Linked DNA regions of Homo sapiens: region 2 is linked to region 1. Evidence: chromatin contacts called from ENCODE Hi-C or POLR2A ChIA-PET data. All regions are on one chromosome and are shown on one strand. Each heading gives the region's core, a stretch centred on a gene start or an enhancer-like site at or near the end of the contact. The rest is flanking DNA. Distances are from core to core; before and after follow the strand shown. Region 1 overlaps TTBK1 (tau tubulin kinase 1). Region 2 holds the start of SCIRT (stem cell inhibitory RNA transcript).

Region 1 (6,411 bases), core at 2,904-5,403:
GATCTCAGAGGAGGTCCACTGAAAAAAGAAAAAGAAAGAAGGATGGAGAGCTTGATGCTCACCCCCTCGGGGAGCTGCCTCACTGGGGGCCTGTCCGCTCTGTGCACCTTCCCAAACCCTCATTCTGTCCTGCTGGCTTGCGACTCTGATCAACCAGCAGACTCTGGCCGCTCAGCCTCCTGCATCTCTGAACCCGCCCCGAACGTCTGTTCAGTACCCAGATGACTTGTGATTGTTTAGTGGTGATTGACACTGCGGGATGGAGGGAGGAAGACCAGGCGGAGCTGGAGGGCTGGGAGTTCCCAGGTTACCATTGAACTCACTCCAGAAAGAGACAGGAGCAGGAAGGGAAGATATGGAAAAGAAGCAGAATGCTGGGTGGGAACTTCAAGGTGCTTGTGTCTGGGAAGGAGACAGGGAAAGAGGAAGGAGGAAGAACAGTGAGAAACCAGAATTCCTTTCTCTTAGAGATGAAATTTAAAGGCAGGATCTCAGAGCCAGGAGGGGACAGACTCAGACTAACTGGAAACAACGGCATGTCTGCCTCTGGGGTACTTTAAACTCTGGGGAGATGCGAATATCTTCTAGATTCCTTTAAGGTTTGCTTGTGCGAGAACAGAGGAAAGGGCAAAGGGGAGGGGAAAACCGCATCTTGGTCTCACAAATGTCATCTCAGTTAATCCCCAAAGGCTCCTGGCAACACAGGTGAGGAAGGTCATGTGATTCCCCATTTTGCACAGAAGGAGAACTGAGGCATGGGAAATGCAATACCTTGCCCCACATCACACTGCTAGTTAATAGCAAAGCCAGGTCCAGGCGCGGTGGCTCCCGCCTGTAATCTCAGCACTTTGGGAGGCTGAAGTGGGTGGATCACCTGAGGCCAGGAGTTTGAGCCCAGCTTGGCCAACATGGCGAAACCCTGTCTCTATTTAAAACTACAAAACATTAGTGGGGCGTGGTGGCGGGCACCTGTAATCCCAGCTACCTGGGATGCTGAGGCAGGAGAATCACTTGAACCCGGGAGGCGGAGGCTGCAGTGAGCTGAGATCACGCCATTGCACTCCAGCCTGGGCAACAAGAGAGAAACTCCGTCTTAAAAAAAAAAAAAAAAAAAAAAAAAGCAAAGCCAGGCAGTTTTCATTTAAACCCAGGCAATCAAATGCAGAATCCATAATGTTACAGAAACTGTGGACCCATCAACATTAAAAGTGTGAGTGCTGAGATTCAAGCCCAGATCTGCCAGGCTCCGAAATCATTGCTAGAGATAAGTCAGGAAGGCTCGGGACAGCCAAGACATTTATGACACCTACTTCCCAATTTCCCAGGGTGCCCTAGGGTATTTCTCTACCACCTTCATTTCCCAGCAGAACCTATTTCTCCTTCTTTACACCCCTTCTTCCCCACCCACCCCCCACCCATTATGGAACCTCCATAAGACAGGGAACTGGGTATCTTCACCACCCACTCCACCAACAACCCTTCTCCCTTGCACCACAGCTAGGGCTGACTTATCCATGAGACACAGTGACTAGGCCCCGATACCTTTAGGGGGTCCATGAAAATGTTTTAATTTCTTTTAAAATCATAAGGGAGGCCAGGCATGGTGCCTCACGCCTGTAATCCCAGTACTTTGGGAGGCTGAGGTGGGTGGATGACTTGAGGTCGGGAGTTTGAGATCAGCCTGGCCAACATGGTGAAACCCCATCTCTACTAAAAATACAAAAATTAGCCAGGTGTGGTGGCGGGTGCCTGTAATCCCAACTACTCAAGAGGCTGAGGCATAAGAATTGCTTGAATCTGGGAGGCAGAGGTTGCAGTGAGCCGAGATCTCATCACTGCACTCGAGCCTGGGCGACAGAGTGAGACCCTGTCTCAAAAAAATAAAATTAAAAAAAAAATCATCAGGGGAAAAAAATGAACCTTTAGGTCAAAGAGAACAATCTAGTATATAATATTAATATATTCCTCTTTATACCAATGCAGTCATAAAATACAATTTTAAGTACTTTCTTATGGAGGAAGGGGCCCATGAAAGTCACAATGTGGCCCTGCCCATAGTCCAGTAATAGGAATATTCTCTCAGTCTCCCTTTTCTCCACTCCTGCTAAATTTTACATGATCTCAGCCCCTGCTGAAGGACCTCCCTAAACTAGAGGAGAAATATGACACAATAGGATCGGCACTGGTCCTTGGGAGGAAGGAGACCTGGTTTCTTGGCCAGCTCTGGGTGACCTGGGGTGAGTTTCTTAAACTCTCTGAGCCTCCACTCTTCCTCCTCTGTGAAATGAATAGAGTTGGACTAGAATTGGTCACAAAGGTTTCTTCAGCTCAGTGGTCCTGATTCTTGGATGGGCTGATTCTTGTCAGACAGACCTGACAAGAATCAGCCCATGACACCTACTAGTCATGGAAATTTGGCAAATTAGCTAAGCAATTTCCTCAGTTTCCACACCTGTGAAATGGGATTAATAAATGGGAATACAAATCTACTTGGTAAGTTCTTGAGATAATGCACATGAGGCATTTTGCACAATGCCTGGCAACAGTGAATGCTCAAAACAAATACTAAGTCATTATTACTATTATTGTTTGCTATTCTGATTCTGAGAAGCACCCCTCAAGATGAATAAGATGTTATTATTTTATGTTTTTAGAGACAGGTTGACCAAGCTGGATTTGAACTCCTGGGCTCAAGCGATCCTCCTGCCTCAGCCTGCCAAGTATTGAGGATTTATTTATTTATTTAGAGGAGGAGTCTTGCTCTGTCGCCCAGGCTGGGGTGCAATGGCATGATCTCAGTTCACTGCAACCTCTGCCTTCCAGGTTCAAGTGATTCTCCTGCCTCAGCCTCCCAGGTAGCTGGGATTACAGGCGCCCACTGCCACACCCGGCTAATTTTTGTATTTTTAGTAGAGATGAGGTTTCACCGTGTTGGCCAGCCTGGTCTCGAACTCGTGACCCCAAGTGATCCTCCCACCTCAACCTCCCAAAGTGCTGGGATTACAGGTATGGGCCACCATGCCTGGTCCACGTATTTATTTTTAAATGCCACATCTAGTGCCACTGACCCCCTTTTTCTTCTGGCCACCAAGATCTATGGGCAGTTTGCCTTGGTTCTTGAGCTCTGCCTCCCACCTCAGTGCCATCCTCACTTGGAACAGGCTGAAGGGAAGCATGTGGCCCCTCACCCTCTCTAACACTCCAGGGGTGGGGGTCGGAGGTGAGGAGAGGTTGCCATGCTTGCCCTCCCCCCAGCTCCCTGCTCCATTTCGCTCCCCACTCATCTTCTACTCCTTCCCTCAGAAATCACAAAAAAGTTCCAGCCTAAACTCAACATGTGTGTAAAAACTGTCTTTTCCTCACCACTTCAGTGCAAATGTCATTCTGCCTCCAATCCGCCAGAAACTAAGCTCCGGTGCCAGGGGCCCCGAGGTTTCAGAGGAACACTCCTGTCTTCGCCAGACCCTCGTTCCTTTTATTACTGCCCTGGCTCTTCCTCCCCCGATTTCTGTACTCTCCCTCTCAGGAAGTCCCCCTCTGGGACATAAACAGCCCCTTTCCTCATCCCTTGGGGACCCCTAGAAGTCTCCTCCTCTTCATCCCTTCCACTCCCAACCCCCAGTCCCAGAGACATCTCTGAAAACGTCGCCACCGTTGCCTCTTTCTAGGTTTCTAGGGGACTTGCACGGCCGGTGGCTGTTGCCGTGGAGACCCGCCTGCACCCGGGCCTCACCCTCCTCTCCAACCCCGCACTCCCGTGAACTGAGCCTCCCCACTAAAGCACGCGGGTGCGCACACGCGCCAAGCACACACGCACACACACACGACTCAGAGGTCAGGAGTGTACCTGACCTCTGTTGTTCTCCCTCCCCTCCCCCTGGCTCCCCACTCCGGTGCAGTCCCACAGGCTCACACACGGGTTTCCCCACACTGCCGCCCACAGTCTGCCCCACATTATCCTGCCCCCACAATAATAAGAGGACACCAGAGCGCTATTAAGTGACGGAAAAAGGGAGGTGATTTACAGTAGGTCTCGCTCCCCAAATACTATCATTCCCCCAGCCCTCACGCCCCCGCTCCGAGGCAGGCCCGGCTCCCGAGGAGGCTGAGACTACAACTCCCAGCAGGCCGAGCAGCCCGAAGCCCCGGGCTGGAGGAGCAGGGCACGCCGGGAGATGGAGTCTCGCCGTGCTGCACCTGCCGCAGGACCCGGCGAGGGGAGGAGGCTGGATGGAGAAGATGGAGTGCGGGTGCGGCGGGAGCAGCCTGCAGGGCCTCTTTCCCCAAACCCAAGCCTTTCCGTCCTCTGCGGAAGCGGAGGGACACATGCTCGTCCACTGCCCTTCTCCAAGGTCCGTCAGAGAAAAAGCTCCCTCCCCCACCCCTCTTCCTCCTCCGCCACACTGGCCTCTGCAGCTCCTGCCCAGACATCCAACCAGGAGTTGTTCCGGGCTTGGCCTGACCAACGTGACCTAGCGGGAAGAGGGGTGAGAGAGGGCGGGGCTCGAGAGAGGGCACTGGGAGAAAGCTATTGTCCACACGTGTTGGCAAAAATAATGACATGCAAGCAGTATGCAAATGAGCTTAGAGGCACCTCCCTCTTAGGGTAGGGGAGCGGAGGGCACCGGTTTTAACAAGTCTCCAGGTCCTCGCCTCCCTCCCCGCTACCCTCCCTCTGTCCCGCCGGGTCACTCACTCACCACCTTCCAGCGATCCTTGACCACGTAGTTGGCCGGCAGGATGTCGGCCTGCTCCCCTCCCCCACTCATGTTGGTTTCGTCCTTAAGGGCGGCCGCTAGGCACTGCATCCGCCAGCCAGAGGGAGGGGTGTCCGCCGGGCCTGCCCTGAGGGGGCCATCTACCTAGGGGAGTGAGGAGGGCCTGTGAGGGCGGGCTGCGGACCCAGGACCACCTGGCAGATATGGAGGAGAGGAGCTCCACTCCTGCTCTGCATTCTTCCTGGCCCCACTGGACAGATGCTCCAGGAGTTACCAGGGGAAAGATTGTATAAAGGCCAGTGCAAGGGAGATACAGACTACAAACTAGAGATGTTTAAAATCAGCAACAGGACACACATGTTGACCAATGAAGAAGAGGAAAATGACAGTGAACAGGCCGAGGGGAGAGAGACATACTCTAACTGATGCCAGGAAGACTTGCTGACCAAGGGGGCATACCAGACTGGGACCCTTTCCCTTGTAGGGGAGGCCTGGGCTTTGGCTCCCCCTTAGGGGAGTCCCTGTGCCACAAAATGTCCATGGAGCTGTGCAACAGAGGCTTAGTGAAAAGGGAAGACCTGCTACCCAAGGGGTGACCCATGGGACACCCACACCAAAGTGACCTGCTAATCAGCCCTGGGAGATGTGGTAATCAAGAAAATGAGGGGAGGCACTAAAGCCCCTTGAGGGTGGTGTTAACTGAGGGGGATGGATGTGCTGAGAGTCATACACCTTTCTCAGGGTGAGCTGAACCCACTGACACAGCCATGGGGTTGGGAGGTCAGGATATAAGAGATGGGGTGAACACAGGTGATGGACTCAAGACATGGATTTCAGATAGACAGCAACCTTGTGGCCACTCCAGAGGGACAGAAGTGGGCTGAACTGGGGAGGACAGGAAAATGGAAGGGGCCTAGCAGGAGGCAGGAGAAGTGAAAGAGAACAGCAGGTCTGGGTGGGCATGGGGTGAGAAAGCCTCTGACCACACCTTTCTGTGTCTGCTTAGGAATCGACAAGAAAGAACACATCTCTCCTCGAATTAGGACAGGTAGAATTTAGATATCAGGGAGAGTTTCCCAACGGCGGGGGTTGGGAAAGACAGGCACATGTTACCGGAGAAATGCCCATGTGTGCGTGTGTGTATGTCTGTGTGTGTATCTGTGCATGTATCCTTCTGTGTGTGTATGTTTCTTTGTGTGTCTTTCTTTGTCTATCTTTTCTGTGTGTCTGTGTGCTTTTCTACATGTATCTCTGTATCTGTGTGTTCTTGTGTGTGTTTTGTGTCTGTGTGTGATATGCATGTGTGTAGGCAAGGGGCCAGAAGACATGACTTTCTGAGATTTCTGCCAACCCAGGACAGGATTTGGAACCAGGATATTTTCCTCTTCTCTTTCCCTCACACTTTTTAGAAGCACACTACCGTGCCCTCACAACGACCCTGGAGAGTCACAAATAGAGAAAGAGGGAAGTTACTTAGGCTGGGGTTTGGGGGTTGCGGGTCGGGGGAGGAAGGTGGCTAAAGAGATGTATAGATGGGGTAGAAACTACATAAACCCACCTTTCCTTGGGATGAAATAACTTCCCAGGGCTCTTGCATCTAGACATCCTGCCATAGGGGACAGGGTGGGACGTGGAGGTGTGGAAACCACCTTCTAATTCATGATGGGCCATGGTGGACATATGGAGAAGGGAT
Region 2 (7,033 bases), core at 1,291-3,790, 830 kb before region 1:
CAACTGCCGACCGCCTCCTCCCTTCCCTGGGCACGGCCAGGCCGGGGGGCAAATGACTTGGCAGGCACCTCCCCTCAGTTGGACCCACTAGGGCAGGGCCGGCTCACCTGGGGCACAGGCAGGGCTCCTGGCTGGGTGGGTGTTCTGCCAATCCCTTCCCCAACTCCTAAAGTGGGAGGGTGGTGGTGAGGCCAGGGAAGGGGCGCAGGTCAGAGATATGCCCCCTCTCCTCTCCCAGACTGTGCATGGGTAAAGCAGGGCAGAGAGGGGCTGGTGGAGGGGCGGGAAGTTTCTCTGTTTAGGGCCAGGAAATGATTTCCATGCAAATGAGATGCAAACTCCTTAATGAGTTTGCAATTAGGAGACCAAGGCTGCCAGGCCGGGCAGCGCCTGCAGGTTTTATGAATGGGCCAGCGTAGGCGGGGGGGAGGGGGCGCGCCGGCCCGCCCCCACATTTCCCTGCCGCGGCGCCCGCGACATGCCGCGCCGCACGTTGCTGCCTCCAGGCCCCGCCGCGACCTGGCCCACCGCCAGCGGGTCAGCTGCTCCGGACGGCGCGGGAGGCTGCCGGCCAGAGTCCCCGCCACGCCGCCGGCCGGCGACGCAAAGGAGCCGACGACACTCCCCCTGGGGCCCGGCAGGGGCTCTGTCCTCGGGCCCCCTTTTTTCCCGGTTATTGGAATGATTTCCCGAAGCAGGAAGGCCAGAAGTTAGCCTTCAGGCCCCGTTGTATTTAAAATGGGCTGCCCTGGGACTTCACTGACCAAAGGAGGGGGCTGGGCCCCTAACTTGGGTGACAGCAATGACCTTGGGAGGGATGGAATTATACGTGACAGGAGAGGGACCAGTTCCCATCCCAGAGCTCCTTGCACCTCTCCAATTCCCTCATGCCAGTCCACACCTCCCTAACCTCAAAAGGCCTGTTCCCACCACCCCAGGGCACCTGCTTTTTCTGCAGAGCCACCCTAGTCCACTTTGGGTCTTGCTCTGACCTGGGGCCCAGGAGAGGGTCTCCTAAGTGGGTGGGTACACACAGGTTTGCTGTGGTCCAGAAGGAGGCTGACCAGAGTTTGAGAGTTTGAGCCCAGTTAGGTCACAGCCCCCTACCTCCTCCCCTCCCCTCTCCTCCCCCTGTCCCCGCCCTGCCCCATTGCTTTCAGAGTAAATTAACTAATTACCTCCAATTAAAGCACCTGGCTCTCTGTATCCTCCTAGGCCTTCAATCACTGCTTCTGGGAGTCCTCTTCATCCAGGCAGGGTCTGGAAGGGGGCCTGACCAGTAAGTTGGAAGTCAGTGAATCAATGAAGTGGGGCGGGGAAGACAGGATGGAGGAAGCCCACAGTGCCATTTACTGCTTGGGAGTGGTCCAGGCAGCCAGGACCTCTGACTTGGCCAGCTTGCAGACTGAGGTTGGGTCTGGGGACTTGGGCCCTAGGGGGGCCTGTGAAGGCTGGGAGCAGGAGCTGCCTTTGGAGGTTAAGTCCCTGGTGAAGGGCCTGTGCAGATGTGTGCAGATGTCAAGGCCCTGAGGGTGACCCTAGAAGCCCCTCAGCAGGAGAAGCAACTTGAGGGTCAGGTCCTAGAAGCTAGCAGTTCTTGGCACCTGCTGCCTCCCTCACCCAGCAGGCAGGGAGAGACTCCAAATGCCTGTAGGCCCAACCAGTCCCTCCTGTCTTTAACCCCAGCTGGCTCCTCCTGCTGCTCAGGAAGTGAAAACCCCTCCATTCTTTTCTCCGGGCCCCCTTGGTGGCCCCCAGGCACAGGCCCAACACTAGCTCTGCCCAGCACTGTCCTGGCCCACCCCACGTGTAGGACGTGATGGGGAGGATACCTGGTGGCAGGAGGCAGACTGATGGATTGTTGACCTGGGTCTCACCTCTGGACGAGCTGGCCATTCCTGGGGACTGGGCAGGGTCACGCCAGGCTGTGACTCAGGCCCCTGCCCCACCATGCCAGGGACCTGGGCTTGGGCCATCCTCTGTGTATGTGGGGTGGGGTGGAGCAGAGGTTTGTCAATTGGAGGCTTCTCTTTGGGGACACCTCTCACAGCCCCAGGGAGCCAGACTATGACTAGAAGGATCAGGGTTTCCATGGCTGCTCCTCCCCACCCACCACCCCAATAGAGGCTGACAGGAAGGACTCCCAAGCAGGGCACAGCAGCCATATGAGTTAGTGGGTGTATGAGCCATCCAGGACAGGGGTAGGGCTCAGCACACAGGAAGGGCCACTCCTGGGGTGTCCTGAGCCCCTATCTGCCAGCTCGGCTTGTCTCCCTAGGCCCATGGAAAGCTGGCTCAAAACTCCCCACCTCCAGGAAGGCGTCACCATGCCTCGCTTGTTTGTGGCCAGCCCAGCGCTGCTCTCAGCTCCCACTTTTCACTTGTTTCTCTGCCTCTTGTCCCCTTTCCCAGATCCACCAAGCGTCTATGGGCAGACTGTTTTTTCCTGCACTTCCTAGTGGCCAGCAGAGGGCGCCGCCAAAAGACTGAGGCCACCACGGAGGGAACAGGAGAATCGGCTTTTTGGGGTCTAGCCACTGTGCAGAGCCCAGGCGCGTGGGTCGGTGTCGGGTGTGTGTGTACGTCTGTGTGTGTAATGAAACTGGACGCCTTCCTTCCCGGCGATCTTGACTTAACCTGTCAGCAGAGGGCTTGAGGTTAGACCACAGGTTGAACCTAGGTGGCTGCTGGAGAGGTAAGCCCAGGTGGCTCTTGGCAGGAAGAGGAGGATGAGTGAGTTGCTCCCTTCTAGCAACCCAAATGGGAAGGGACAACGGAGGTTGCCAGCTTTCCTCCCTGACCCTGGAAGAAGGGTTGGGAGGGGTTGCACAGAATAGCTGGTGTCCCACCCTGTGGGAGGAACTGCTATGGACATCTGGGCCACATCTGGTTTCCTGGCAAGGCAGGGAGCTGGTCTGTTTGGAATTCTTGGTCCACCGCTTGGTGGTCCCTCACCATTACATTCTAGGAGGACCCTTTACAAACAGGTGTATAGGGCGCAGCCCTGTAATGCGAGTGAGTCCACAGCAACCTAGTCGTGGTCACACTCCTTTGGAAGTGGCCCTAGGGGCCTGGGCAGCAGCCTGCTCCTCTGCGCCACTCGACCTTTCTGTGGCCATGTTGGAGTCTGCATGCTGAGATGCTGCCCTTTCCCCTTGGAAATGCTGGGAAATGTGCTCTGGTGTCCATCCTGGCCATGCCTCTTCCTCCAGGTGGGGTAAGAGATGAAAAGAGGAGTTAGTCTGCAGTACCTCTTAGGGACCCCACCCCATGAAAGGCGGAGTGGGGAAGTGCTTGCTGTTGGGTCACCTCCACGAAAGCTTGGGAATGCGGTTGGGACGGGTAGCGGGAGGAGGGGTCAGCAGGAGTGGTTCTTTCTTGGGTCTGGATTCTGGGTTTTGGGGACGAGACAACACGGAGGAAACCCCTCTTGGTCGGCTTGGTTCCAGGAGGCTCAGGCCGGGAGATGGCCGTAATGGCCTCGCAGAAAGAAGCGGGAGCGGGGGAGGGGGAAGGCTGAGCATCGAGCCCACCCGGACTCTCCCTCTGTCCTCCCCGCTGCGGGGGCCCACCCCTTCGCCCCCACCCCTCTATCTCCAGGGCCGCCGCGGCCCCTCCCCGAGACCTGGGCGCCGCCTCCCCCTCCCCTCCTCCTCCCCCTCCCACCCAGCGCTGCAGCTGCTGCCGACGGACCATTCTGCACGTAGCGAATGGAGGAGACGCACAAGGGAGGCCTCAAGTGCGCGCGCGCGGGAGCCGGAGCGGCGCGGGCGGGGGAGCGGCTGCGGGCGCGCGTGCGCGTGCGGCGCCGGCTTTGATCGCGCGCGCCGAGCTCCGGAGCGCGCTGCTCTTCTGAGCGCCGGGGTTGGGGATGCTGGGCGGTGAGCCTCCGTACCCTCTCCACTCCGCGCACGCTCTGTTACCCCTCCAGCAAACCCCGCCTCCAGCCAGGACCCTTTTCAGTTGCCACCCCAATAGTACTGTCCTCTGCGCGTAGTAGGGTCTTCTGTTACGGTGTGCCGGGTGACGGATTGTACAGTCAGCCAGGTCCTGGGCTAGGGTTTCACAGAGTTCAGAACATGCCCGTGTTCATGACCATATAGTTTCACTTTTGCCCCAGGATCTCTCAGCCTGGAGGCCCTCACCCGCCTGCCTCTGCTGCACCTCAAACCTAGGCAAGCCCCATAAAGCCCCTTATAAGGGCTTGGGAAGAAAAAACAAAGGAGTGCTTTGACTTTTATTTCCTCTGGGATGGGGAACTCCCAAGGGAGTTCATTTCCCTTTCACCCCCTCCTATGTTACCTGCACAGCTCCTACTCCCTGGGGTGTCCAGGACTCTGCTGGGCCCTGCCCACACCACTGACAAAGGTGTGGTATGGTAAGCACAGAGTCTGCGTCCTGGGACAACCCAGGGAGTACAGGGAGGCTGTGTCAGGCTATGGCAGGCAGGGCCTTCATCTTGGAGGTGTCTCCTGACTTCCAGGGGCACTCTCTTCACTTCCTGAATCCCTGATCAGGAAGGGGATTGGCAAGTGGCTGGCCTGCCACCTGGGCCACTGGCAAGTGGGTGGCCGGGGGGGGGGGGCTGTCTTCCTTCCCTGGATGGGCTACGTTGGCACCTCATTCCACCTTCCTCACTGTGCATCCTGGCTCTCCTGGCTAGGTGGGCATTGGGCAAGACAGGTGACAGGGCCTTGCAAAGGGATGTCTGAATAGGGTCGGTGGTGTTTTGAACCTCCCTGTGGGAGTGAACTGAAGGGGACTGGTCTGTGGAATGTGCAGGTGGAGGTAGCTGAGAGCTCTTTGTCACGTACTAACTTAAACTGGCCCCAGTTGTTTGACCCCTCTGAGCCTCAGTTTTCTGTGTAATGGGAGTACAGCATTCACCCAGCGGGGCTGTTGAGGATTAAAATATAATCTGCCTATAACATGCCTCATATGTTGGAGGCATGTATGAGGTAAACCTTTTTTTATTATTGTGTTTGAACTGGCTGAAAGTCTGGGGACATTTCCCTCAGCTTTGTTTCCATGGATAGAGTGAATTCAAATCCCGGAGCTGGCAGCTCCTTGGAATTTGAAGGTGGGCTTTGAGAAAACTGTAAAGAGGCCAGTAACATGTCATGTTTATGTCACCATCCAAGAATGAACCATTTCATACTAGTTTTCCAGACATTAATATCTGAAACCTTAAAAAGAGATATTTTGGATAGGAATCACTAGTGGATATTACACGCTTTCCGGGCTTTTAATCAGAGGTTACAGAACATGTGAGTCTTCATGACTCAGGGTTGTGGTTACAAGGGTCCATCAGTATCCTGGTTGTAATACAGTGAAAATCCAAGGCCTTTTTTGGCCCCACACCAACGGCTCATTCCATGAAGGCTACATTTTCGTAGTTCTTGTGTCTACTTTTATAGTACTTTATCACTTCATCAACTCTCTCCGTATAAACTATCACTTCTGTTACCATCACTTTGCCTGCCTCCAGGGCAGACCACCAAACCCACCCTATTCTCAACTTGTTTCTGTTTGGCTGTGGGCTGAGATGTCCGAAAATCACATCTGTTGGAAGATGTGAAAAACAACGAGATCTTTTGAACTTGACAAATTATATTAAAGTTCATCTGGAGAAATAAACATGCAAAAAGAGCTTGGAAAATCCTGAAAAAGAAGTATTATAAGGGACGACTAGTGCTACTAAAATGTTGTAGAAAGCTCCAATAATAAAATAGTTGGGTACTGGCACAAGAACAGACAGGCAGATCAAAGGAGCAGAGTAGAGGCCAGACACACACCCGTGAACAAATGGAAATTAAATATATGATAAAATGACATTTTAGATCAGAGGAGAAAAGATGAATTATTCAATCAAATTGGACAACTGGTTAGCTGTTAAGGGGGAAAAAAAAGAAATCCAGCTCCCCACTTCATCTCTTATTCTGAAATAAATCCCGATGGAGTGAAGATTTAAATGTAAAAAGGAAACCATAAAATTACTAGAAGAAAACATCTGAAAGTCTAAAAGTGTATGTTCTTGGATTGGGGAAAGTTTGACACAAAACCTAGGAGTCACAAAGGGAAAGAATTTTTTAAAATTGGCTGTATTAAAATATGACGTAGGGTGTTGTGTTACATGCCTGTAGTCCCAGCTCCTTGGGAGGCTGAGGTGGGAGGATAACTTGAGCCCAGGAATTTGAGGCCAGCCTGGGCACCACAGTGAGACTCCATCTCTGAAAAAAAAATGTGTTTTTAATGTAATATCCTGAATTCTAAAGACAACCGTCTGGAAAAAATATTTTTAACATAGATGACCGATGAGTTTTTACAAGTCAATAAGGAAAATAAAAACGAATAGAAAAATGGGCAAAGCACATAAACCGGTAAGGGGATACTAATGGTTAACAAGCAGGTGAAAATGCTCACCCTCAGTCAAAATAGAAGAAATCAAAATGAAGACATGAGAAGATTCTCTTTTCGCCAATTTGATTGACAACAACTAAAATGGGCAACCCCTCACTGTGTGGACACAGACATCCTCAGAGCTGGGGGGGAGGACAGTTGCACCTGTGAAGGGGATTGGCAGTATACATGAGAAGAATTAATTCACAAACCATGGACTCGAGGGTTCCATATCTAGGAATTTATCAGATGCACTGTTATAAATGTCACAAGTGTTCAAAGTATACATACAAGTGTGTTCATTGCAGTTTTGCTTCCAAACCTGAAAAACTGGAAGCAACATTAAGTCCATTAATAGGGCACGGATTGGATATGTTATGATGCCTCCAAACACCAATAGTATGCAGTGGTTGAAAAGAGTGAGGTTGAGGTTGTGTGTTGATATTCACTAAGTAGAAAAGCAAGTGGCAAGACATTCCTTGGGTGGTGCTACTCCATGAAGGGTGTGCCCTCTGCCAGCATGGGCATGGAGCCTATTAGAAATCCAGAATCTTCAGCCAGTTGCAGTGGCTCATGCCTGTAATCCCAGCACTTTGGGAGGCCAAGGCAGAAGGATTGCTTGAGCCCAGGAGTT

The links. Hi-C counts contacts between places; a loop is a spot of excess contacts on that map. ChIA-PET counts read pairs that join two places held with the same protein, here RNA polymerase II (POLR2A). Pooled maps may share reads with other maps.
Region 2: a pooled map shows a loop between it and region 1 (4-fold over the local background). The contact joins the promoter of SCIRT here to the enhancer-like site in region 1. A Hi-C loop is called at or near these places in 2 of 50 pooled maps. POLR2A ChIA-PET finds 5 or more read pairs at or near these places in 2 of 52 experiments (A673 and OCI-LY7).

The regions. Positions count from the first base shown.
Region 1 is chr6:43,245,058-43,251,468 of GRCh38, reverse strand. TTBK1 (tau tubulin kinase 1) reads right to left here. Exons shown (of 15, transcript NM_032538.3): 2 at 4,701-4,862. The coding sequence starts at 4,808. Among named protein-coding and RNA genes, the nearest start is that of TTBK1, 4.8 kb to the right of the region's middle. Within about 2 kb of position 4,153, at least 17 of the 41 ENCODE cell types and tissues checked have a DNase peak (open chromatin) inside an H3K27ac peak, as active enhancers do.
Region 2 is chr6:44,070,159-44,077,191 of GRCh38, reverse strand. It overlaps SCIRT (stem cell inhibitory RNA transcript), which reads left to right and starts at 2,540. Exons shown (of 5, transcript NR_125864.1): 1 at 2,540-2,695. RefSeq lists enhancers at 1,460-1,529, 2,650-2,909, 3,930-4,029, 4,070-4,129 and silencers at 3,420-3,679, 3,770-3,849.